Regions from separate parts of the Mus musculus genome. Here regions 1 and 3 are each linked to region 2. A link is a loop called in an ENCODE intact Hi-C map of the cell type or tissue named here. Cell type or tissue: left cerebral cortex. All regions are shown on one strand. Region 1 holds the start of Igsf11 (immunoglobulin superfamily, member 11). Region 2 has its middle 67 kb from the start of Gm36585. Region 3 overlaps Igsf11 (immunoglobulin superfamily, member 11).

What was found. Peaks named below come from ENCODE experiments on the same cell type or tissue, not always from the same donor. Only the 100,000 strongest peaks of a DNase experiment are listed, where the experiment ranks them.
Region 1: it touches region 2 in a loop (5-fold over the local background); 16 of 42 quality-filtered maps call a loop at or near these places.
Region 3: it touches region 2 in a loop (2.7-fold over the local background); 7 of 42 quality-filtered maps call a loop at or near these places.

Annotation. Positions count from the first base shown.
Region 1 is chr16:38,898,087-38,906,086 of GRCm38, forward strand. Igsf11 (immunoglobulin superfamily, member 11) reads left to right here and starts at 4,259. Exons shown (of 7, transcript NM_170599.2): 1 at 4,259-4,473. The coding sequence starts at 4,422. In left cerebral cortex, a CTCF peak has its summit at 4,143; DNase peaks (open chromatin) are centred at 2,248, 2,773, 3,258, 4,179 and 4 more places; H3K4me3 peaks cover 2,669 bases; H3K27ac peaks cover 2,961 bases.
Region 2 is chr16:39,044,541-39,052,540 of GRCm38, forward strand. No RefSeq gene overlaps it. Among named protein-coding and RNA genes, the nearest start is that of Gm36585, 67 kb to the right of the region's middle. In left cerebral cortex, a CTCF peak has its summit at 4,561; a DNase peak (open chromatin) is centred at 4,529.
Region 3 is chr16:38,951,511-38,959,510 of GRCm38, forward strand. All of the region lies in intron 1 of Igsf11 (immunoglobulin superfamily, member 11), which reads left to right. It also overlaps the pseudogene Gm34258. Among named protein-coding and RNA genes, the nearest start is that of Igsf11, 53 kb to the left of the region's middle. In left cerebral cortex, a CTCF peak has its summit at 1,554 (motif pointing right); DNase peaks (open chromatin) are centred at 4,015, 7,499 and 7,855; H3K27ac peaks cover 3,402 bases.

The sequences.
Region 1 (8,000 bases), 150 kb before region 2:
AATGACTTCCTAATGTAGTTGGGAAAGCTATAGGGAACATGTTAGAAGTCTTGGTTCTCGTTCTACCTGGTGTACTGGCTGGTTTTGTGTGTCAGCTTGACACAGGCTGGAGTTATCACAGAGAAAGGAGCTTCAGTTGGGGAAGTGCTTCCATGACAGCCAGCTGTGGGGCATTTTCTCTGTTGGTGATCAAGCGGGCCCATGGTAGGTGGTGCAAACCCTGGGCTGGCAGTCTTGGGTTCCATAAGAGAGCAAGCTGAGCAAACCAGGGGAAGCAAGCCAGTAAGAAACATGGCCTCTGCATCAGCTCCTGCTTCCTGACCTGCTTGAGTTCCAGTCCTGACTCCCTTTAGTGATGAACAGCAATGTGGAAGTGTACGCCGAATAAACCCTTTCCTCCCCAACTTGCTTCTTGGTCATGATGTTTGTGTAGGAATAGAAACTCTGACTAAGACACCTGGTATTTGCAGTCCCCGAAGCATCTTTGATTCCCTTGAGACCCGGTATCGTCCTGTATGAACGAGGGGTTGTAGTAAGCACCTTCCCTACCCCCTGGCGTTGCTGTGATGATCACACCAGATAGCATATGCAGAATCACTTTGAAACATAAAGCACTGTACAAATGTCTGATGTGTCTGTTGCTTTCTCGCTAGGAATACTTAAGGGATTTAAAGAAATCCTACCGTGGTTATAGGCAGATTAGGATAAAAGAGCATGGTGAGATTTATCCTCAGTAAAAATGTAGCCCACGACGACGGTGCTGGTGTTTCTGTGAATTAAAGATCACACCTTGCCTGTTCCTGGAGGAGTGAATAGCTGAGAGCCTTTGAGTCCAGCTTGTGACCTCCTAGTTCTCCTGCCTGTTCCTTGAGTCCACTATCCCCAGCTGACCTCTGTGCTTCTGTGTCTCCCAGACACTCGACTGTCCCTCCTTCTAGCCTTTTCTTTTACAAAGGCTCCTCCACCAAACGGCTAGCATTGTGTCCTAGTGACTCACTGGCTCCTGTCTGGGGGACAGTAACTTGCTGTGGTGACAAAGAGGCTATTCATTGATGAGTCGTGATAGCACAGATATAGTCCAGGTACAAGTGGCATTTGTCTGGGGTCAGGAATTACTCCACATGGTTTTTGTTTAACCTTCAACCCAGTGCCCTGACACGGCATTTCTGCTTAGTTAATATTTGCTGCATTTGTGTAATGAGTGTAGCCAGCGACTTGCTTTATCAGGACTTTTAAGCACAGGCAACTAGATTATCTATTTAACTGAAAAAAATTTTTATTTGTCATTTAAATTCCAGGTTATGACAAGGCAAAGTTGGATGGTCCTGAGTTGTGTTGATCACTCCATAGCTTCTTTTTCTACCTATATTGTTTCTGTGCCTTGTTGAGGACAGGGTCAGATTATAAGAAAAGGGAGAGGGGGAAGGGGAGGGGGAGAGGGAGAAAGAGAGACTAGACAGAGAAAATAAAAGTCTAGAATTTGCTCTGGAGGGTAAATGGATGAGAATAAGCTAGGGATAACACTAACATTAAAAATTGAAATTCTTATTAATATAAAAGAGAAATAAGAAGTGTGACCATAGCCTAGGCATTCCCAACTCATGAGAATAGAGTTTCTTTTCATAAGACCCCTGTTAAAATGATTGGCATTATTTGAAATACACACACACACACACACACACACACACACACACACACACACACACACACACAAACACAGCCAATGAGTGTTTTGTCTTATGCTTGTATGCCAAGAACCAGCCTCAGCTTGGATATGGGTTCTGAAGAAAGGGTGTCTAGAAGCAGTGAAAACAATCCACTTGAAGTCAAATCGGGGGTCCAGCAGCCTGTGTTCTGCTGGCGACAGCTTTCCAGCCTGTTTTCTTCTGTTCTGCATTCTTTCTCTCTGATCTGCTTTCTCTCAAGATCTCTATACAGCTTTCTCTCTATGCTCTGCTTGAGACAGCTCTGTAAGCAGTTATCTCTTAGTATGCTAAAAAACTTTTTCTGGATAGATCATCTCCTGCAGATCATAAGCCCAGTCTTTTATCTTGCATACCAATCCAGTCATTGACTCCAGGTTCCCTTTTGATCATCCTGTGACTCAGGGTCCTGTGACTCCAGCCACTTAATTCTTAGCAAACACACATTTTCTTTTAACATTGCGAAAGAAATCAGAGATCTGCCTGCCTCTGTTCAGCACATACTGAAAAGCTAGCTGGGTGAGATGCTGTCTTGAAGTTACCCATTTCTAGCACACTTGGACCTAAATTTGTTCTGTCTCAGGCTGATCCTGGACTCAGGAATCTGCCTACATTTGTATCTGCCTGTCTTAGTATCTTTCTGACAAGCTGGCTCATGCTGTAGCTGCCTCTGTCCCTTTAGATCTGCAAAGCCCCTTATACAATTCATATTGCATTGTTATATTTTTGCATAGTTGAGAAATTACATATTTTCTAATCCATGTTTTTAAGAGTCTTTTCCCACAGCCTGAAGGGTCCAGTTTTTATCATTTTGCTAAGACATTAGCTATACCTTTGCCTCCTTGACTCTCGATGTCTCTGGTTATCATGGAGTCATTAATGTTAACAGGAAGGACATTACTTAAAGGAGGAACATAAAATTTGTACATTATTATACATTCAAGCCCCAGGCTCACAGCAGCCACCGACACTGGTGCCTGGTGGCCCTGTCCTAGGGGCAGGAACCTTGTCATTCTGCCCCCACCAAGGCCATGCTGGACCGGCAGTTGTATACACACCACATGTGAGCCTGGTTCTTTCAGAGGTCAGAAGAGGACACTGGATCACAGATGGTTGTGAGCCACCACGTGGGTACTGGGAACAGAACTCGGGTCTTCTGCAAAAACCAAGTGTTCCTCTCTCAGTGCTCTAGTGATTGGCATTTTAAAACTTCTCCTTTTTTTCTTCTTCTTCAAAATATAACATTTCAATATTTAAATTAGTTTTATAATTCTACTTTCTTGATATTTTTGTTTTTCCTACACAGCCTTAAATCATTGTGCAAATATACTTCTCTTTAAAACATTGTTTTCTACATTTGCCATGCTCCTGAGTATACTATTGTTTCTGAGTTGTCCTGGCAAAATTGGTTCTGTGAGGTGTCGGGGTTCAGAATTCTGAAGGGCTACAGGAGTTCTAATCTAAGCTGTTCAGAATCTGATCTCATGTCTGGGAGGTTCATGGGCAGGTAGGTCCTCAAAACTCCAAGGCTCAGTGTGGGTGTGGAAGCAGAAAATGACTTCGGGCTGTAGGAGGAAACAGAAACTAAATTGGGAAAGGATGGGTGGGTAATGCTGTTCAAATAAGTAAAAGCATTTCAAATGTTATGAAGGCCTCTTCAGTCTAACCAGAGCAAACAAGCAAAAGGTAAAAACATCCATCGAAGACACAGGTGCCACAGTCAAGGCAAGACAGTACTCGGTGTTAAAAAGCAGTCTAAGGAAACGTGAGCTTGGTGAGGAATCACTTAAGACATTGGAAGATGACAAGCATGGCTGCAGGCCTGTAATCCCAGGGCTTGGGAGGCTTAGATGGAAAGGTCAGGCATTTTAGATCATCCTGGTTTTAATTGAAATAGCATTACATCACTTTTGTCTTTCCTTTGGTCTCTTCCCTCCATCTCTTCCCAGCCATACCCTCTTTTAAAACTCCTCCCGTGTTCTCCCCATTCTCAAGTTATTAACCTCTTTTTTAGTTACACATGCCTGTGTATGCATATCTATCTGTCTGCCCATCCATCCATCCATCCATCCATCCATCCATCCATCCATCTATGGAGATGCAATCCGGTTTTTTGTTGTTTGTATATGGTTTCAGGGCTGACGACTCTGCACTGGACTACAATAAGGGAACTCATCCCTTGGACAGGTTAACTTTCCTAAAGGTCTTCCTGTCTTCTAAAAGACTCCTAAGGTTCTTTCAGATAGATTAAATGGTTTTCAGGAGAGACTAAAATGGTCAGAGTAGGGACTGTTTGAAAACTTCAGCCAAGAAAGACGAGTTGGATCTGAGGGAAGCCACTTTGGGGTTTTAGGTTCAACCTGTCCTTGCAGGTTTCATGGGGACCAGAGCAGGTGGCCTGGCCGCGCCAGCCTTGAGTTCTGTGCATTCTGCGGCTGGCCACTAGGCGTCGCACTGGAGTCGCGGTTGCCCTGGAGACCGCTCGGCGAGTGGGCAGGCGGTGCCGAGCCCCCGGCTGGGGAAGAGCTGGCGGGAGCTGGGGGGAGTGGCTGCGGCGGCTGGTGGTGGCCGCGGCGGCCGGCGAGCCCGGGACGCCCGAGCCTGCCCCGAGCCTCGGCGGAGCGGAGTGGCCTCGGCGCTCCCGTGTCCCGCTTGGTCCCACGCTGCACCCCGCCGCCCAGGAGCCCGGCGGACGGCGGCTCCCCCGGCGGCTCCGGCATGACTCGGCGGCGCTCCGCTCCGGCGTCCTGGCTGCTCGTGTCGCTGCTCGGTGAGTAACTCAGCTTGTCCTGCCGCCTCGGGGGACCGAGCCCGCTGGTGCCCGCAGGGCCTGGGAACCGGCTGCCCCGGGGCGGTAGCGGAGGCCCGCGTCTGCCAGGTGTCCCCAAGCGCTGTAACCCCAGCGCCGCTCCCCGCCGCCACTTCCCGGAACGAACTCCCGCTGCCAGTCCACTTAGAAATAGTGTTAGAGTCGCCTGCCCTTACTAGAGGGCTCCAGGAAAACTTTGTAGCTTTACCACAGCCTTGAAGGAGTTTGCGATATTAAAAGAATTAAATTGATTAAAAGTTTTTTTTTTCAGATTTAAAGTTGTAACTTCATTATAACCTTTAAAACATATGCAGGGGTAAACATTTCACTTTATTAAAAAAACAAACAACAACAACAACAAAAACCCAAACGCTCGATTACATCCGAAAGCAAAGTTTATTTACACTTCGTTTTGTAACCAGAAGGGTCTAAGTTGCCTTATAAAAATACATAGAATGTAGCAATATGAGCAAGCGCTTGAAAACAGTTGGTTATTCAAATTTGATTTCTTAAGTTTTTCTTAACGTTTTGTTTTCCCCCCAGTAATCATCATAGGCAGGCTCTGAATGTCCTTTTCTACAATCCTGCCTTTGTGTGTGCATTGTTCTGTGGAATCAAGTTTTCTGACTCAGTAATTGGTTGCTGAGGTTTGCTGAAATTTGTCCAGAAGGCTTCTCTTTAAGAAGCTAGTGCAGTGATGGAGTGTGCTGTGGTTAATTCTATTTCTCTCTAGACATCTTTGTAGGTCTCCAGTCATTTTTATGGCCTTACTTGAATAAACGATGTTTTAATCTTGATGTAACCCAGTTTTAGGTCGTTCACCTGGTATAGGAGAAAGCATAGCAAACTGGCCTGTTACCGTCCATGACGATACCAGGGACCGTGTTCTGACGTCTTGAAGTTCAGTAGGCATATTTTTTAGTGACACTATACACGTAGTGAGGTCACATACCAAAGTGTGCATTTATGCGCTTGAGCTTCCAAACTGAGTTTGTCATTCACTGCTTTCAGCAGGCCTGTGTCTTCCTGTCCTTCTGTCAAAGGTGAAATAAGCGAATTCATAGATGTTCCTCATAATCCTTGAACACAGCTGAAATGCTGTAAACGTTGCTGTAATAACAGCTCCAAATGGTTTTGATAGAAAGATCTGTCGTTAAACTAAGTTGGAAAATCTGTCATGAAACTTAGTTGGCCGATAGAGTTTGTGTTTTGAATTTATTAGGCAGTACTTTTAAAAAGGTGATTTTGTTTCTAGGATCACTCATAGGCAGACACCTGATTTATGCCTTTGCTTTGGGTTGGAAGGATTTCTACTCAATACTAGACTGATTCTGAGGACTTCCAAGGTTGTTCCCGTCTTTGAGATGGTCTGTTCTGTAGAGCCACTTTTAACTCTCAAAAAACGTGTTCCTCTGTTCGGCAGATATTTCCTTTGCTACCACTGGGTGCACTTGGGCATCAGGTGGGTGGGTGGGGCAGGGAGACAGTGGGAGGATATGTCTGTAGCCCTAATGGGATCTTCTTAAGATCTTAAATATCAGCATGCCCAAACACTTGATGGTACAACAAATAAATGTTGAGTCGCATTTGCCAGCGGCATCAAGGAATATTTATTTCACGGCAAAGTGAGCTTTCGATCTGGACTTGGCCTAGAATTTAGATTATCTAAATGGAGGATGGTTGGGCCTTCATAGCTCAAGAAACATTGGAGCTGAAGTATATTTGAACGGAGAGTGTGTGTGGGCGGGTTCTAATGAGAGGGCAGATCTCTAACTGGAGGGGCAGAGAAAAGGCGGAGGGGAGGGGTGGGGGGAGGGAGGGCAAGCTGAGTTAGGGCTTTGTCTTGAGAAAGGCCACAGAGCTGTTTCCCCACAGGCCCAGGGGAGGCTGTGCTGAGAGAGAGTGGGGTGGTTCTATTTTGCAGTGCCCAGGAGAAAGTTGTGTCCTCCTTGAATTCTTGACCCAGACAGCGGCAGCGTCGCTTTGACTGGGTTGCGGTGTGTCTTTAGAACTTCTGTGACATCGATTCTGTTCCAAAGTGGGAAAAGTTGGATTCTGTTTGAGTGACCAACAGCGGTAATGGGGGAACAATGCACCAGAAATATAAACATCTCTTCAGTAAAAGAAAGACAAGCATATTGCTGTTATTTTTTGTTCAGTTTCTGTGAAATAAGTTTGTAGGGAATTTGTATAGAAAAGTTTACTACTGTGCAATTCCACCAATGGCTTAGACGAGTTTAAATGAGTCAGGTAAGGCCACATTTGCCTTTAATCCCAGCACCCAAGAGGCAGAGGCAGGTGAATCTCAGTGAGTTGAAGGCTAACCTCAGCTACAGAGTGAGTGCCAGGCCAGCCAGGGATACATAATAAGGCTCTCTCAACAAATAAACAGAAGAGTATCTGAAATACTTCTTTTATTGGCCGTTCTTTGAAAGAGCAGGTAATTTCACAGAATTTGAGGAAGTGTGTTAAAAAAAAAAAAGGCCGTATCCAAAAGAAAAAGTCACGAAATATTTTATCGTTGTTATTTTGAGAAGCTGACTATAAATTTCAATTTCCCAGCTTTAAAATTTGATGTGCAACTGTTTTTGGAAGGCCTCACTTTTTTTTTTTAAGTCAAAATCTGTAGCTTGGCCATCTTGAGAGAGACAGCGTGTGAAGAGTTCAGAGAGGATCAGCTTACTCAGCATACAGGACTCAGTTTAAACACCCAGTCATCCGGAGCTTTTACAGTGTTCTGCTAAGTACTGTTGTCAGACCTCATGTGCGAGGCTGGAGACTCGTGTTTGGGCTTCTCCCCCCCTGGTAACAGTAAGTGGTATATCTTCAGACGCGTTTTCACACTTCAGGAGTGGAAACACCTATAACAGACATCCTCATTTGAATCTTCATACTCAAGCCATGTGACTCAGTGGCAAGGGAGGTAGGTGATGAGCTTGGGCCACAAGAGTCTAGTCACAGTCTAGTCGCTGCGGTGGGCGGCGGCGGCAGGAGGTGAGGGAGGGGGACTGGCTGAGTTGGTACAGAGTTGAGGGGTGGTTGCTTTCTCATTCACACTATCTCTAAGCCTGCTGTGGGGGTGTGCTCTGTAATTTGGTGCATCTGGGAGCTGAGACAGGAAGATTACAAGTTTGAAGCCCTGTTGGACTACATGAAGAGTTCTATGGTGGAACCCAGGCTGAATAATGAAGCACCCGTTCACTTTATTCTACACACCCCTCTAGGACCAGTTTATTTAAAATAAGGGCTCTAGATCAATTGTTACAGATAACAATTGGCTTCAACTTCCTCAGCTTTTATGTATGCTTGGCGTTTTGAAGAAGGGTCGTTGGATCCCTAACTTTGGGTCCTGCTGTAAGCACAGTGCCTGCGACTTTTCCCCCTTGGATGAGGACTGACTGGCACCAACAGGTCTCTGCCTGCACTCCAAGAACAGCACCCTTCCCCACCATCTGGAGGACGTCAAGTCCACTACTGAACACGCCTGT
Region 2 (8,000 bases):
CTGAAGCAGGGAGCTGAAAGCCCCCTTTGTTAGCCCAGAAGTCAGGAGGGCATCTCAAACCCCAGCATTGCTCCAGACACCAACGGAGGGCAGCTCATTAACATCGCATTGATCTGTGACTGAACTTTTATAAAAAGAACAGCTTTAACGGAGGCCTCTGCTGCCTCTTTTTCTTTTTCTTATTATAAAGTCTAGTGTTTTCCGTTACTTCCAAGGCACTGAAGAGGAATTAACTTTTAGATGGGTCCAAGGAATCTTTAGATGTGTTGCTGTTGGAACTTACCCACTAACTCCCATTTGAATTAAGGGTGAAAAAAGAAAGTTAAATTTCAGGGAAGATTAGCAGGCAAGAGTGGTTCTTCTTTGCAGTTAATGGAAGACAGCCCAAAGAGGGAAATCTTTCACCCAGTCCTGACTTTAATTATCCTACACACGAAAGGAAAATTTCTTTATCTTGTCCAAAAAAGAAAGTGCCATATTAAACTTTAACTAGAGCACTCTGGGATATGTTTATGAGAGGGAATGGGAGGAGGTAGGGAGGTTCTAGCTTTAGTTTTCCCTTGCATGAAAAAGAAATTACTACTAGCAAGATAACTATTGTGGGCCTATCCTATGCTAGATGGTCCATCCTGTGCTAGACGGTTCATACATCATTAACTTCCACCTGCTTTGCATCCATAAGGTGTTGGACCCTAGATCCGCTCCAACTCCATGTCCCTCTTCCTGTGCTCAGACACGAATGAGACTCCAGAAGGACAAGATGCTTAGATGAGCCGCCATCTGGAACGCGGACAGGGTGGAGAAGTGGAAGACTGAGCATCGCCCACCCGCTGGGATTCTGATAGTACAGAAATTCATCTTTTCCCTTCGCCTGCTTGTTTATCAACACTGCCTCCATACAGGCCCAGGCTGTCCACTTGACGCTTCATTAGCCTTCTTCCTCCCACCCCACCTGCTTCCCTTTTAGCGTTTGCATTTCCTCTATTCACCTGGACAATCGATCACTGGGTGCTCCTCAACCTCACTTCCTGCCACTGATCTCGTCCATTTCCGACCACGTGCCACACATGCAGATTGGAGATGTGTTAATTATACCTTTGCTGATCACACTCTCTAATGTCCCTCTTTGCCTACAGAAAGAGGTCAGGCAAAAAAAAAAAACAAAAAACAGCGGTTCTCACAAAGGCCAACTAATCAATGTTACTGGGGGAGGGGTGTGCATGACGTAGGCACTGCAGCTTTTAGAACTGCCCAGTGTGTGTTTTTCTGGACCCTGAAGAGTCTAGGCTTCCTGGCAAGCACAACAGGCCCTCCATCATTTTGCTCATGCTTAGTTTTCCAGCCTCCCTGTTCAGCTCTGCGCGCCCACCCTACCTTTAACTCCAATCTACGGGACCTCCTAGGTGGCCCAGGATTTTCCCCCGCCCCCGCCCTCCCTCTGCCCCCTCCCCCCACCAGGAAAGCTCTTCTTTCCATCCCGGACCCTTGGGGGTAATCACAGTCTTAGTCTCAGCTTGGGGATCACCTTTAGACAGATCTTGCTTCCCTCTTATCTTATCCCATAGCACATCCTGTGTCCCGCATCTACAATGTGGGTATGCTAATTTGTTGAGATGTTTGCCTTCCCCTAATAGGCTGGAGCCACTTTTTCACAGTGAAAACGGAGAACATAGTGTTTATCGACAATAAAGAATAGAGTGAATACACGATTAACCCAAGATCATCCCGCACTCTCAGTCCGTTGGCATCTTGGGTTCCTCCTCATCTGCTCCCTGCAATAAATGGCAACATTAGGCGCACTGAAGCACTCTGTTTAGAATAACCTCAGAAAACTATCCCAATTAAAAAAAAAACCATTAAAGCCAGGCTCTAGAGACAATTTTTATTTTGATTACTATAATAATACATTAATATTTCATGCAATTATTTAAAATATTTTTGTAGCTAAGGAATGTTTCATTGTATCGTAATCACAGATTAATTTAACTTTTTTCCTTTCAAACTGTGGCTTTCAATGGTACCAAGTGGTAGGTTTTTTGTTGTTGATTTTTTTTTTTTTTTTTTTTTAGTAGGTTGCAGAGACTACTTTAAAAAATAAAATACCTCTGGGGAGATAGGTGGCTTAGTGCATAAGCCTTACTACCCAGGTATGGTGGCTGGAGTTTGGATTTCCAGACCCCATTAAAATGTTGGGTGGCTATAGTGGTCCACTTATAATTGCAGAGGTCAGAAGGCAGGGACAGAATTGTTAGAGCAAGTGGTAAGACTAGCCACATCAGTGAGCTCTGGGTTCAACTGAGAGATCCTGGCTCAAAGGAATAAGGCAGAGAATGATGGAGAAAGACTCCTATTACACAAACACACAGAAACACACACACACACACACACACACACACAGAGAGAGAGAGAGAGAGAGAGAGAGAGAGAGAGAGAAGCAGACAGAGACCGAGACAAAGAGACACACTCAGACACACACACACACACAGACAGATACACATGCAGAAAGAGGCATACAGAAAGATACAGACAGAAACAGAGATAGGGAGATAGGCAGACACACACAGAAACAGATACACACATATGCGTGTCTAACAGCTTCTAAATTTAGTGAAAAAGGAATGCCGTGCATTATGACACAGTCTGTATTAGAGTTACAGACCAAGCACACACACGTGCCTTTAGATAGTTGGCAGAGAAAAGGCTCCGAGAGATAAACCTTATATTGTTTGTATGTGTGCAGTGTATGGATATGCGTGTTCATAGTTGTGACAGACAGACACACTCATGCATACTTATATAACTACAGAGACAGAGACATAGATACATACAGAGACACACAGACTCAGAGACAGACAGACAAACCAAAAGACAGATAGACACACACACAAATAGACAGACACACACACCTGCACACATACATGTGCCCACAACAATATAAGTTTTATCTCTCGGAGCCTTTTCTCTACCTACCAACTATCTAAAGGCACATGTGTGTGCTTTTAGATAGTCTGTAAATCTAATACAGACTGTGTCATAATGCTCTGCATTTCTTTTTCACTAAATCCAACACTCATCAGGGAGGACATTTCTGTCACATTCAGATTTTACTCTTCCAAATAGCACTGCGGTGGATTGCTGTGCATCAACTTTTGGAGTTTTGTTTGGTACAGTGCTTCCAGGGAAACACTAGGCCAAAGAGTAAGTTCTTTTCTTCTCTTTCTTCTCTTCTCTTCTCCTCTCTTCTCTTCTCTTCTCTCCTCTCCTCTCCTCTCCTCTCCTCTCCTCTCCTCTCCTCTCCTCTCCTCTCCTCTCCTCTCCTCTCCTCTCCTCTCCGCTCCGCTCCGCTCCTCTCCTCTCCTCTCCTCTCCTCTCCTCTCCTCTCCTCTCCTCTCCTCTCCTCTCCTCTCCTCTCCTCTCCTCTCCTCTCTTCTCTTCTCTTCTCTTCTCTTCTCTTCTCTTCTCTTCTCTTCTCTTCTCTCTTCTTTTCCTTTCCTTTCCTTTCCTTTCCTTTCCTTTCCTTTCCTTTCCTTTCCTTTCCTTTCCTTTCCTTTCCTTTCCTTTCCTTTCCTTTCCTTTCCTTTCCTTTCCTTTCCTTTCCTTTCCTTTTCTTTTCAGCGTTCTTGCCTCTGTGCTAAACTTGTGTGCCATAATCAAATAAGTATAGTACTAGCCACACTGCGTGGTGCGTTCAGGTGAAGTCTCAGACTAGAGCTTTGACTCACAGTCAGTGTCAGGCATTGGAGGAGGGTGTGTAACTTGGGAGGATAGCCAGAGCTACCTAAATCCATTTCTCTAAAGTGAACATGGTGGCATGTGTTCTGTTTATTTTGTAGTTCCAGGTGAAGTTACAGGTATGGAGAATATTTTGAAACGGACAAGTGACAAATATGTGATGACTGTATCATATGTTCCTGTATAGACCTGAACCTGACCATGCCCATGAGTCCGAGAAGGGCAAAGCAGGCAGGATGAGGAGACAAGGTTGTACTGTTAGGGACATCACCTTGGTATGATCTTACGTCTTGGCACTAGTCATAAGGACTGAGGGATTATTAAAAACAGGCCAGAACAAGGGGGGCATTTCAATGATCTGTCATCCTCTGAGATTGGCATATAGCTATTGTTCCAAATATACTTCTTCAGTATTGGGTAGTCAACAGTATATGGTAGGGAGAAACACTTTAACAGCAGCCACCTGCATTGTAAGTGACTTCCCCTTTTTGTACTGTTTGATTATTGTTAAGATGTAGACCATGCCCTGCATCATATTATATATTTTACACCTTTGTTCAAATGTTGGTCCCTGCCAGAGTTCCATAGCTCCAGAGTGAGACTTACTGCAAGTTACAGGCAAACATCTCCTCCTAACAATTCACTTTGTTTTGTATGAACAAATGAGGCGTGGCTCCCTAATAGGGACCAATCTCACAGGCTTACCACGAGAGTCTCAGGATGCCCATTCTTGTTTAATTGATGCAAACCCACATGTTGAAAGCTGGTTTGTAAATAGTGTTAAGTGTCCACACTGTTCACTCTGCTGCCACCCGGTGGCACAGTAGGGGATTAGCCGAATGGGGTGTCCTGAAATGGGGCACACAGGGGAACACAACAGAGCAGCAGCCCTCTGTGACTCTTAGTGGGTCATAACACCTACTCAGCCTTAGGCAATTTGGCTAAGTGTTGTAATATTAGCAATAAATGAAATCTGCAGAAGACATGCACTCAATGGTAGTAGCATTCACAATACTAAGGATGGTTTTAAACTATAAGCCACATTCTCTGTTTCGGTCCCGTCCTCACTATAACCTGGTCAACCTCTTTGAATCTTGGGCCAGGCATGTGTGTAACTCAGTGAAGACCCCAGCTCCTTTTGTGGGATCACTAGCACTTTAAACTTTCAGCCACATCTTTATATGGTTCTGTTAAAAACAATAATATTTTGTGTGCAGAAAATTGGTATGTGGAAACCTGGGGCCACCACACTGTATGTTGCTATTGGTTATATGCTTTCTATTTTTTTTTTTATATAAAGACAGGTCCACCGTGTAGCCCAAGCTGACCTTGAACTCACAATCCTTGTGCACTTCCTGAGTGCTGGCGTTACAAGTACCACTATTACTGTTTATCTGTTTTGCCTTTTGTGGGGACCCAGCAGGTACCAGACATGCTTCTGCTCTGTCCCCCACTGTACCCTCTTCGACCTCTTTGAATCTTGGGCCAGGCATGTGTGCATTTTTGTGAAGACCCAGCTTCTTTTGAGGGTCAATAGCACTGTGTGGGTTAATGCACTAGGAGGGATTGTTGTGACTTCCAGTTTTCCTTGCTGTCTTAGTTAGGGTTTCCATTGCTATGAAGAGACACCATGACCAAGGCAACTCATATAAAGGACAGCATTTATTTGGGGCTGGTTTACAGGTTCTGAGGTTCAGTACATTAAACTTATGGTGGGAAGCATGGAAGCATCCAGGCAGGAGTGATGCTAGAGGAGCTGAGAGTTCTACATCTTGTCCCAAAGGCAAACAGGAGACTGTCTCTTCTGTACTGGGTGGAGCTTGAGCACAGAAGCACCTTCAAAGCGCACTCCAAGAGAGACACACTTCTTCCAACAAGGCCACACCCACTCCAGCAAGGCCATACCCACTCCAACAAGGCCATACCTCCTAATAGGGGCCAAGCATATTCAAACCACCACACTTTTACCTTACCACTCTTCCCCACAGTATGCTCTTCTGACCCAGCACTCATAGCTGCCAGCAGACAGAGGAAGTCCTTTTCAGTCAACTGTCTTTCGTGGTCCTTGATCAGTAGCCTTTCACCCATCACACCTCCCTTTGCAGACTTGTACTTACCAGCTTCTTCACACTGGTATATGGTCTAGCCTCTGCACAGAAGCCTTCTTCTGTGGCTCTGCCTTCCCCAGTCCTATCTTCCATAATATAAACGTAGAGGCTCTCAACAAAGCATTTTACAAATGTTTATATGTGTAATTTACAGTGCATGTCTGGTAAATAGGTCCATCGTTTGAATATGTTAAAACTAAGGCATAGAAAGATCCACTAACTTGCCCAGCATCACAGTGACTAGATGGAAGAGCTGGGATTTGAACCCTTGCTTCAGGATGGCCCCAGAATCTGTGCTTATAGATTCTGTACTCTGTAATTCCTGCTGGTCACGATTTCAAGGCTATCGGTATTGGTATTCAATGTTGGGAGAAAGCAATGTTAGGCTAAACTTGCTCCATAAAGGCAATGCTAATAGAATGGAACAGCTGAGTCAAAGTGTCCTGGTCCTGAGACTCCAGCAAATATGTGCATGGGAAAAAAAGGACAGATGGCCAAAGTCAAATAAATCCAAGGGCTGTAGAGAGCTAGATGTTCTCACACTGGGACATGATCAGTATGGGGGAGAGGAGACGTGGCCCCTGCAGATTCAGGGGTGGACATCCTGTGAGAGATCTATTCCTCTGACACAAAGATGTGGGTGGAAAAAGAAGAACTGGTCCTTGAGGTCTGACTGGGTGGACAGCTGTGTTAAAAGCGACCTTTCTGAACTGCCTTACGCTGGCCCTGTGTAGAGTCTGGGTGTGGGGGCTGTTTAAAACCTACAAGTGGTAGTTAAATGGATGTATGTGTTTCCTGCCACATCTATTCCCTTGAAAAGCCACCTTCCTGTATTATGTGGCTCCTTCAATCCTCAGATCCAGAGAGAAGCCTGTGGCCAGGCCCAGTCTTTGTGTACTAGCAAAAGGTGGGCTGGGGTTGAGTCTTTGGGGGACTCAAGGAGGCCATGTGACATGAGCAGAGCCAACTACAGCCACTAGCTGACCTCTTTTCCTCCATGACTCTGAGCTTTAAGCCCAATACAATTTAGATTCCCTGGAGGGAGCACATCTCCTGACCAATGAAGTTATATCTGCTCTTTTAAAAAGGATGGCCGCAAAACACAAAGAAAGACCCAAGCGGGGAGAATCCCAGTTGCACAGTTTGATTCCTGGATCCACCTTTTTTGGTGAGTTAGGTCTGTGATGTCCAATGTGATTGCCACCAATACACGTGGCTACTAGGCAAAATATCACCAGGTCTGTATCAATCAACTTTCTGTTGCTATGCTAAAATATCAACGTAGAGCGGTGGCTCTCAACCTTCCTAATGCTGCAACCCTTAACTCAGTTCCTCATGCTGTGGTGACCCCCAACCATAAAATTATTTCATTGCTACTTCGAAACTGTGACTTTGCTACTGTTATGAAACGTGATGTAAATACCTGGTGTACAGAATATCTGATTTGAGACTCTCAAGGACCCACAGGTTGGGAACCACTGACCGAGAGAATGAAAAGCACACTTCGGCTTATAGTTTCTATGCATAGTCAGTGGGCTCCATAACTTTTGTGGCAAGGTAGGATATTATGGTAGAGAGTTATGCTGGAGAGCAACTGTTCACATCATGGGAAGTGGGAGCTAGCTCATAATAGCTCTTCCAAGGGTGGGTCCCCAGTGTTCTAACTCACTTCTCTAGGGTCTGCCTCCTAAATGTACACCATCCTCTAATTGCAGTGGCCCATGGACTACATCTTTAACCTAGGACATTTGGGGGAAAACTGCATTTCTAAACTGCAGCGTAGCCCAAACTAAGATACTCTGTGTGCCATATTTAAACACAGCAGAAGACAAATCTCAACAGTCTTAAGATTTCAGTTACACACTGGACGTGAATCATGTGACATATGTTGGATTAAATAAATTACAAAAATTAATTTTACCTTGCTGTTTTAACTTTCAAAACTATGTGCCTACTGCCAATGCTTAAATGTGTGTGCATCACATTTCTACCAGATAAGGCTGTCTAGACTTCAGATGCAAGAGGCAATTAAGTTCCCTGTTTACTGATTCTGATTTGAGTTGAGCCTTTGCTACTTGCTAATAATAGAGTTAGGAAGGCACAGGAGTGGGATGCCTAGGCCCCTATACATTATACTACTATACATTACTGGGCTGAGGC
Region 3 (8,000 bases), 93 kb before region 2:
GACAGGAAAATCTGACTTCTGAATATGTTCTTATTGTTATTTTTCTCTTTTTAATTTTTAATTATTCACACATTTCTCAGGTTGACACACTATGACCCTGAATAAGGAAATACCGGGCTGAAGAGTCAGCTCAGTGGTTAAGAGCCCTGGCTGCTTTTCCAGAGGACCTGGGCTTATGTCCCAGCATCCATGTGGCAACTCACAACTGTTTGTAACTCTAGATCCAGGGGACCCAACAACTTCACACAGACATACACACAGGCAAAAACACCACTACATATAAAATAAAAATAAATAATTAAAAAAAAAAGCCGCCGGGCATAGTTGCACATGCCTTTAATCCCAGCACTTGGAAGTCAGAGGCAGGCAGATTTCTGAGTTCGAGGCCAGCCTGGTCTACAAAGTGAGTTCCAGGACAGCCAGGGCTATACAGAGAAACCCTGTCTTGAGAAAAAAAAAAAAAAGCCTAGAAAATTACAAGCCAAGTAATAAGGCAACTGACTTAGAGATCTAAGCCAGGCCAGCTTCATGTATAAATTCAGGCAAATATGTCAAAAAAAGAACATAACTGAACCCACAGAGTGGTGTCAGGTGACCATATTTCTTGCATGTCACCTTTCCATGGTCCTATAATGGCTGTTTTAAAGAAAATGCTACTATGGAACCATTACTCAAGTTTTCCTGGAATGATGAACACTGCAATTCTGCATCAGAGAAGCAGATAAAACTCAGTGTTTGTTTATCCCTCCAGAGAAGGGACACAGGAAGCCTGCCTCTTAGAGAACTCCTAATTTTTGAGCTGATTATGACAGGTGTTCTCTGATACTGAACTTGGAGTGTTGCCTTGGGCAGGAGTCGGGAGGAAGAGCAGAGCCTGCAGGGAATGTTCATATTTCCTGTCTGCTGAAGAGTACAGAGGCGCATTGACAACCTAGTTGGAGATTACATTAGCAATGAAGCAAGAACATAGCTGTGGGGTAGAAGGGTTATCTATAATCACCTGTAATCGGGTCTCACAGTATCCTCTGACTTCACATTAGTATGAAAAGTTACATTCTATCTGTGGTCTCCTTGGTGGCAGGAGTCAGGCTGTTCTATGTCACCTTCACCTTCTGCAGTGACATGTGACATAGGTCATCCATTCAAGCTGCAGGCCAGAGCAGCCTGGTGCTTGCCTCTTTTATGGTATTAGGAGACAGGTGAAGGGGGTCCTAGGCATGTGATGGTAACAGCTTGGGGTCCTGCCTTTGTTAATTTATCTGAAAGAAGAGACACAATGATATTAAAACAGTTAGGAAAGATAGTTTCAAGATTTAAGCCAGTTGCCATTAACTCAAAAAGAAAAAGTTAGGAAAGAAACTTATGTTGAGTCTGGATTTCTCTACAAAGCCAGTGCTGGCTGGCCTTGAACTCCTGACCCTCCTGCTTCAGCCTCCCAAGTGTTAACATTTTGGGTGTGCATTATCATGCCCAACTAACAAACTATTTTGTTTTTAAGATTTATTTATTTTATGTATATGAGTGTTCTATCTGTATGCGCACCTGTGTGCCAGAAGAGGGCATCGGATCTCATTACAGATGGTTGAGCCACCATGTGGTCGTTGCTGGGAATTGAACTCAGGACCTCTAGAAGAGCAGCCAGCATTCTTAACCTCTGAGCCATCTCTCCAGCCCCACAAAATCATTCTTAAAAACTTATTTTTTCTTTTTACTTTATATTTTTATTTTATTTTTATGTATTTTATTTTATGGGTGTTTTACACTCTTAGTCAAAAGGCCAAGAATCGATTTTATGCGTGTTTTGCCTGCATGTTTGCCTTTGTGCTGTGTATACCAAGTACCAGTGGAGGCCAGAACTGCAGTTAAGGATAGTTGTGAGCCACCATGGGTGCTGGGAACTGAACCCAGTCCCCCTAGAAGAGCAACAAGTACTTTTAATGGCTGAGCCATCTCTCCAGCCCCTGACAAGCTCATTTGTAAGGAAAAAAAAAAATACTGAATTCCTTTGGGAGATTGAAGCCATGGTTACTAGAATGGTGAATTGAGATTTGACACTCTAGTTTTGTGAGTGTATAAGGCAGGGATTAGCAGTGTTTGAGATATTTTTTGTTGTTGCACTCAAGTTCCTTCCAGAATTCCATATTTCATAGGTAGGACCCATTTCTGAAACGCTAGGACAGGCTTGTGGAAATCTATGCTTTGTAGTATAAACTGAAAACTTGCTGCGGACATTTAGCTTCTGTTTCCTATTGTTAAACAGAGCTGTTTTCATTTGTAACGTAACCTACATAGACAAGTGAATTCACTTTTAAGAAGAGATACTATTGAAGGAAGTAGAAAGGCTGGGTAATATTTAGAGTTATATTTGGTGTTGTGAACAAATGATTTAATTTTGATCTTCCAAGGCAGGGGTTCTTCAATAAGAGGCGATGGGGGAGAATTTCTTTTCTGTGGGACTTAATCTGTAGCCATCTGCTGCTGGATCTCATTATGTTCTTCACGTAATTAGAGTAATTAGGATGAGGCTTGTGCCGTACATTAGTCTTGGGAAGGGGGCTGAACTATTTCAAGGCTTGCTTTGAGACACCGGAGATTAATGGCCTAATCCTTGAGGTAAACTGATAGAAACGGAGAAAAGTGTGTAAGCCCAGAAAGGAAAGGTAATTGTGTTCGTTATATAATGCTAATCTTTTTTTATCATGATGGTAACTCTATGTTTTGAAAGCTTAACTCTATGAGAAAAACAGCTGGTGAGGGAAAGAAAGAAGATGGCAATAGCGGTGTACCTACTGTTCATGGTACCAACCTGGTTTCAGATTAGACCCCTCCCTGATTAGGAAAACGAAAAACAGCAAAAAGAGAAATCAAAGGAAATGGCAAAATTATAGGCGTGCAGAGCTTTCTGGGGGAGGCAGCTGCGTGGTTTTCACAGTGAAGAGGGGCAAGATCAGGTCCTGCAAACACTTTGTGTGTAAGCACTGTGGGGTCCTCAGGCTAGATTACAAAATCCTCCAAGGTCTTCTGAGATACGAGGACCCGTCCACATCCTGGGAGGAGGGGCTTACCACGAGGATTGACAGTTCTTCCTTCCCCGGTACTCGCTTTTCTTCATCATGGTCACCAGTATAGAAGTGGTCATCCTCACTGAACAGCCATGCCGTTTGGCTCCAGGCCAGTCTCCCTTGGCCATCAACTGCACTTGTGAAGAATTCCACTCTCCTATATCTGCCATTCACATACTCTCATCGAAGGATTGTTTTGTCCCCGGGGCCAAGCTTTTACTTGACATTAAGATGACCTGGAAGGAGACCAACACACTTTATCTCCTACGGGATGAGACCTCTTTCCAGCTAATCTAGTGACCCCTGTCTTTCAAATGTACCCTGACTGGTCTTGTTTCTCGACATATGCCATTGATCCCGCCTCCCCCACCTTGCCCTTGATTCTCAGCGTTCCATATCTTTTGTGGTCCAGCTTAGCATCACAGTTGCAATTGTACCAATCTCTTATCGTCCCACATGACTTTATTTAAAGTCTTTCAGGGCGCAGCAGAGTTGCTGGCAGTCTATTCAGTGTTAGGGATTGAAGCACAGGTCTACAGAGACAGGAGCCCTGGAGGCCAAGATGGCCTGCCTCTCTTTGAATGTCAAGTTGCTGTGGCACCAGGTTTTTGGGAACTGAGACAAGTCAGTTAAAGAAATGAGTGGGGTCTTTATTTCACCTCCTCTGTTTCATCTTCTGTCAAAGCCGTGGTGTCATCGATTCCAAGGCACCAAATTCCTGACTCAGGCTCTTAACAGAGAAAGCCAGTTTTTTTTTGTTTTTTGTTTTTTGGGGGGGGGGCTTTTTTTTTGCTCATTTTTCGGGAAATTATCCTGAATGTGTTGAATGCCTTTCTCTGCTGGGTGGGTGCCCAGGCCTTATACACAGAACGGTTAATTCTGGGCTGGCCATGCCCAACTCTATTCAGATCAGGACTCATTTATGTGTGCCAGGCCACTGCTGGGGTTGGCATATGTTGGTGGGCAGGAAAGGCCTGGCCCCTCTCTCTCTGCATATGACAAGCTCTGCTCCCTGCCGGGAGGGGCAAGTGGTTGCGGGTAGAGAGATAGATGGCTCAGTGTGAGAGGAGCAGAGAGAACATGGGCTGAGAGATAGGGGACGAGCAACCACAACAGAAATAAAAGATGCGCTAAAAATAGAGGAGACTGAAATCCGTATCACCAGTGGAAAGGGCCGGGTGGAGTGCCTTTCTAATGTCTTTTCCCCTTTCTTCCTCTCTCCTCCTTCCTTTTATTTACAAGTTACAGTGCTTATATACTCAGCTCTTTAGACATAACACTTTTAAAAGAAATTAGTGTGTGTGAGCACACACATCCATGCGCACACTTGTGTAGGTCAGGGGGCAGCTTTATGACGTTGTCTCTTTCCTTCTACCTTTACACGATTTCTAGGAATCAAACGGAAGTCCCCTGGCTTGTGCAGAGCCTTAGTTTAGTTATGATTTCTATTGCTGTGATAAGACACCATGAACTAAAGCAACTTGGGGAAGAAAGGTTTTGTTTCAATCTCCGTCATCCAGGGAAATCAAGTCAGGAACTGAAGCAGAGGCCAGTCACAGCCTCCTTTTTTTAAAAAACAACACTCAGGACCACTAGTCCAGGGGTGGCACCTCCTGAGGTAAGCTGGGTCCTCTCACATCAATCATCAGTCAAGAAAATGTGCCAGCAGTGTCCATAGGCCAGTCCAATAGGACCATTTTTTTTTTTTTTGTCTATTAAGGTTCCTTCTTTCAGAATGACTCTTGTTTCCAATTGACATAAAACTAGCCAGGACACAGAGCAAGAGCCACATTGCTGGCTTTGGATGTGAATCCTTTTTTTTTTTTTAAAGATGTATTTATTTTATGTGTATGGGTAAACCTGTGTATATATCTGTGCATCCTGTGTGCTCAGTACCCATGGGCAGGCCAGAAGAGGGCATCCTTTGGATCTGGAGGTACAGATGGTTGTCAGATGCCATACGTGTGCTGGGAACCAAACCCTGCTTCTCGGAAATAGCAACAAGTGTCCTTAAATTGCTGAGCCATCTCTTCCAGCCTGCCGAAATATTTGTTACTATTGTACACCCTCAAATGTATGAGGTTCCCTGAAGGTCATGGCTTCCAACTCTCGATCAGCGATGGTGTGAACTGCATTGTATGATCCTGCTTTGACAGGTGCCAATTCTTTATCAAAAGTGCCTTTATTTATTCCTTCCACGGGGGTCATTGAGCACTTAACATTTTTTTTTTATGCCAGTGAGGTTCTGGGCTACCTTTCTAAAAGTGTTTTCATTTATACTTGTTTCTCAAGCATAAGGCTGGTGTTGCTATGATGGCAGCCATAACTAAGTATACTGCTCAACAACTAGCTATTGAACAGTGTTCTCTTATATACAAAACAGCGATTCAGTTCTTTCTCTTGTAAAACACACGTAAGGCTGGGAGAGATTGAACAAAGTAGCTACAGTGCCCTAAGAAGCATTTGAGCAGGGGAGAAGCAACCTGAGAGACAGGGCGTCCAAAAGGCTAAATGGAGAGGAAATGTAGTTGAATATTTTCAGTGGATAAATTTAAGCTTTGCATTCTAACAGATAAAAAATTTCATGAGGCCGTGTCCTTCCATGTGTTTTCAGACCATGGGAACATGAAGAACTCATATTTAGATCCTGGTATTTAGGTGCCACCAAAATCATTGGCTGTTTATTTCTGGCCATGTGAGATGCACAGAAATAAACTCCAAATAGCAAAACTCACCCCAGCTTCACTGAGAACAAAGCAGAACACCAGAGTTCTTCTTTTTCTGTTCCATGGTCTTGGGAGTCTCCTGGTATTTATCTCTGTGTGCATTATGAGGCTAGGTGAATTTAATTGAACACCTTGGATAGATCTAAATGATATGACATTAGCCCTAACATAACCATTCACTGACAATCTTGCTAACTTTAAGGGACCTATTTAATGTCCTTTCCCATCGCCAGGTTTTCCTTTGCAGACTGTAAATTTACCTGTTCAACCTTCACTCCTAGACACACACTGCTTCTGCTGAGTCTCCTGCTGCTTGGCTTAATGTGGGAGCATCTGGGCAATCTTAACAGTACTCTACCCTGCCACGAGCAATATTTATTCATGTTTGCAATTTTAACTTTCTTTTTATTCTTATTTTTCAGGAAACTGTAAATACAGTGTGAGTCATATCCTAAGAGTTGATGTCATGACTCTAAAATTTTATGTGTCATTCCAGGTGTGAAAGGAATGGGTCCCCAGGGTCTAGATCAGTTTCTGTTTTCCTCAGAAAAGTATAAGCTGGAGTGCTAACATAAAGATAGGTGCTCCAGCCGCCATGGCTGGAGAGTGGTGCAGGCAGCTGTGTAGCTGGAGAGCCGAGGCCCGGCTTTAGAGTCCTCTGACGGGGCAACCTGGGAGACACTCAGGAAGATGTCTATATGGTTAGAAGGACATGGACATGTTTGTATCCCTGAGACTCACAGAAGGCTCGCTGCAGGGAAGTGCAGGCTGACAGCAGGCTCTGTGTGGACTTGGTAAAAGAATTGAATTTTGGTTTTTTTTCCAGAATAAAGGCCAAGGGTGCCTACACTCTCCTGCACTATCCCCAGATGTAGAGTTTGAGAGCAAACGTTGAGCAAGGATAAAGCGCTGAAGTTACCCTGATTAGTTTATCATCATTGCAACGGGAGCCTCAAAACAGATGCTAAGTTCAGTATCACTGGAACAGGTGTCTCTCAGAGCCCGCTTGTGTTTCCCTGCAGGCCTGCAGAGGCACTCCTTGGCTGGTGCTGCCATTCTCCATCTGCATCTTTCCCCATAAACTTTGTGCAGGACACTCCTGGATGTAGATTCTTCAGTCTGGTTCTGTCTACCTGTACCCACTCTTCCCCTATTAGAAGCTCTGCTTCATGGCTGGGTCCTGTCTTTATTAGTCTCATGTCACCAGATGGCTGCTGCTGTTGCTCAGGTCTGGAATGTCTCCCAAAGGCCCGTGTGTCTAAGACTTGGTCTCTCGGGTAGCACTTTTGGGAGGGAGGGGAACCATTAAGTGAGAGAGAGAGACTTTATACGAAGTCTTCCTGTCATTTGTTGTGAAGGAAAGAGTAGAACACTTGCCTCCCTCCCTCCTTCCCTCTCTCCCTCCCTCCCTCTTTTCCTTTTTCCTTCCTTCCTGTGATAAGGCAAGCAGTTTTGCACACATTTCCTCCATGGGCCCAAAGCAGCAGGTCTGTCAACCAATCACAAACTCAGATCTATAAAAGGTTACGTCAGATCTTCTTCTTTTTCAAACTTGATTACCTTGGGCATTTGTTCGCAGCGACGGGACGAATTTTTTCTTTGTTTCATCCTTTATGTAACTGCATCTCCATGACTCCTGCAGTGCAGGAAGCAGGCAGTGGGCGGATGCTCTGTACATGTCTCTAAACAAATAAAACAAAGCTGATTTGCCCTATTTTTAGGAAGCTTGATGGTGTTAATTTTTCAAGTGTCACTTAAAAATAGGTAGCTGGGTAAGTACCCCGTTTAATGCTGTGGTCTATGCTGGTGAAGACAGACGTTTGGGATCTGAGCATCACAGGTTTGACATCTGCAGTCAGCACTGCCTCCGTGATGGAAGGGATGGAGGAGTTATTTCTGTGTGTCATGTGATTTTTTTTTCCTTTTGATTGTGAGAATCTTCTAATATTAGGGCAGCTTCTTGACATACCTTAAAGATTTGAGTTCTGTGCTTCATCTATGTGCTTAAAGGAGAACGGACTTCCTGCCTGATTGTGCGCTTAATGCTGACTCCGTGCTAGGGCTGTTTCCTTCTCCATAGACTGGGGAGAGGCCGGGTCCTCTGTTCCTGTGTTATTTCTCTGACTGGTCTAATCCCCTGGGGAACCTGAAGCAGGCAGCAGAGGAGGGGAAGGAAGGAAGGACTAGAAACTTGAGAGGTTTCAAGCACACA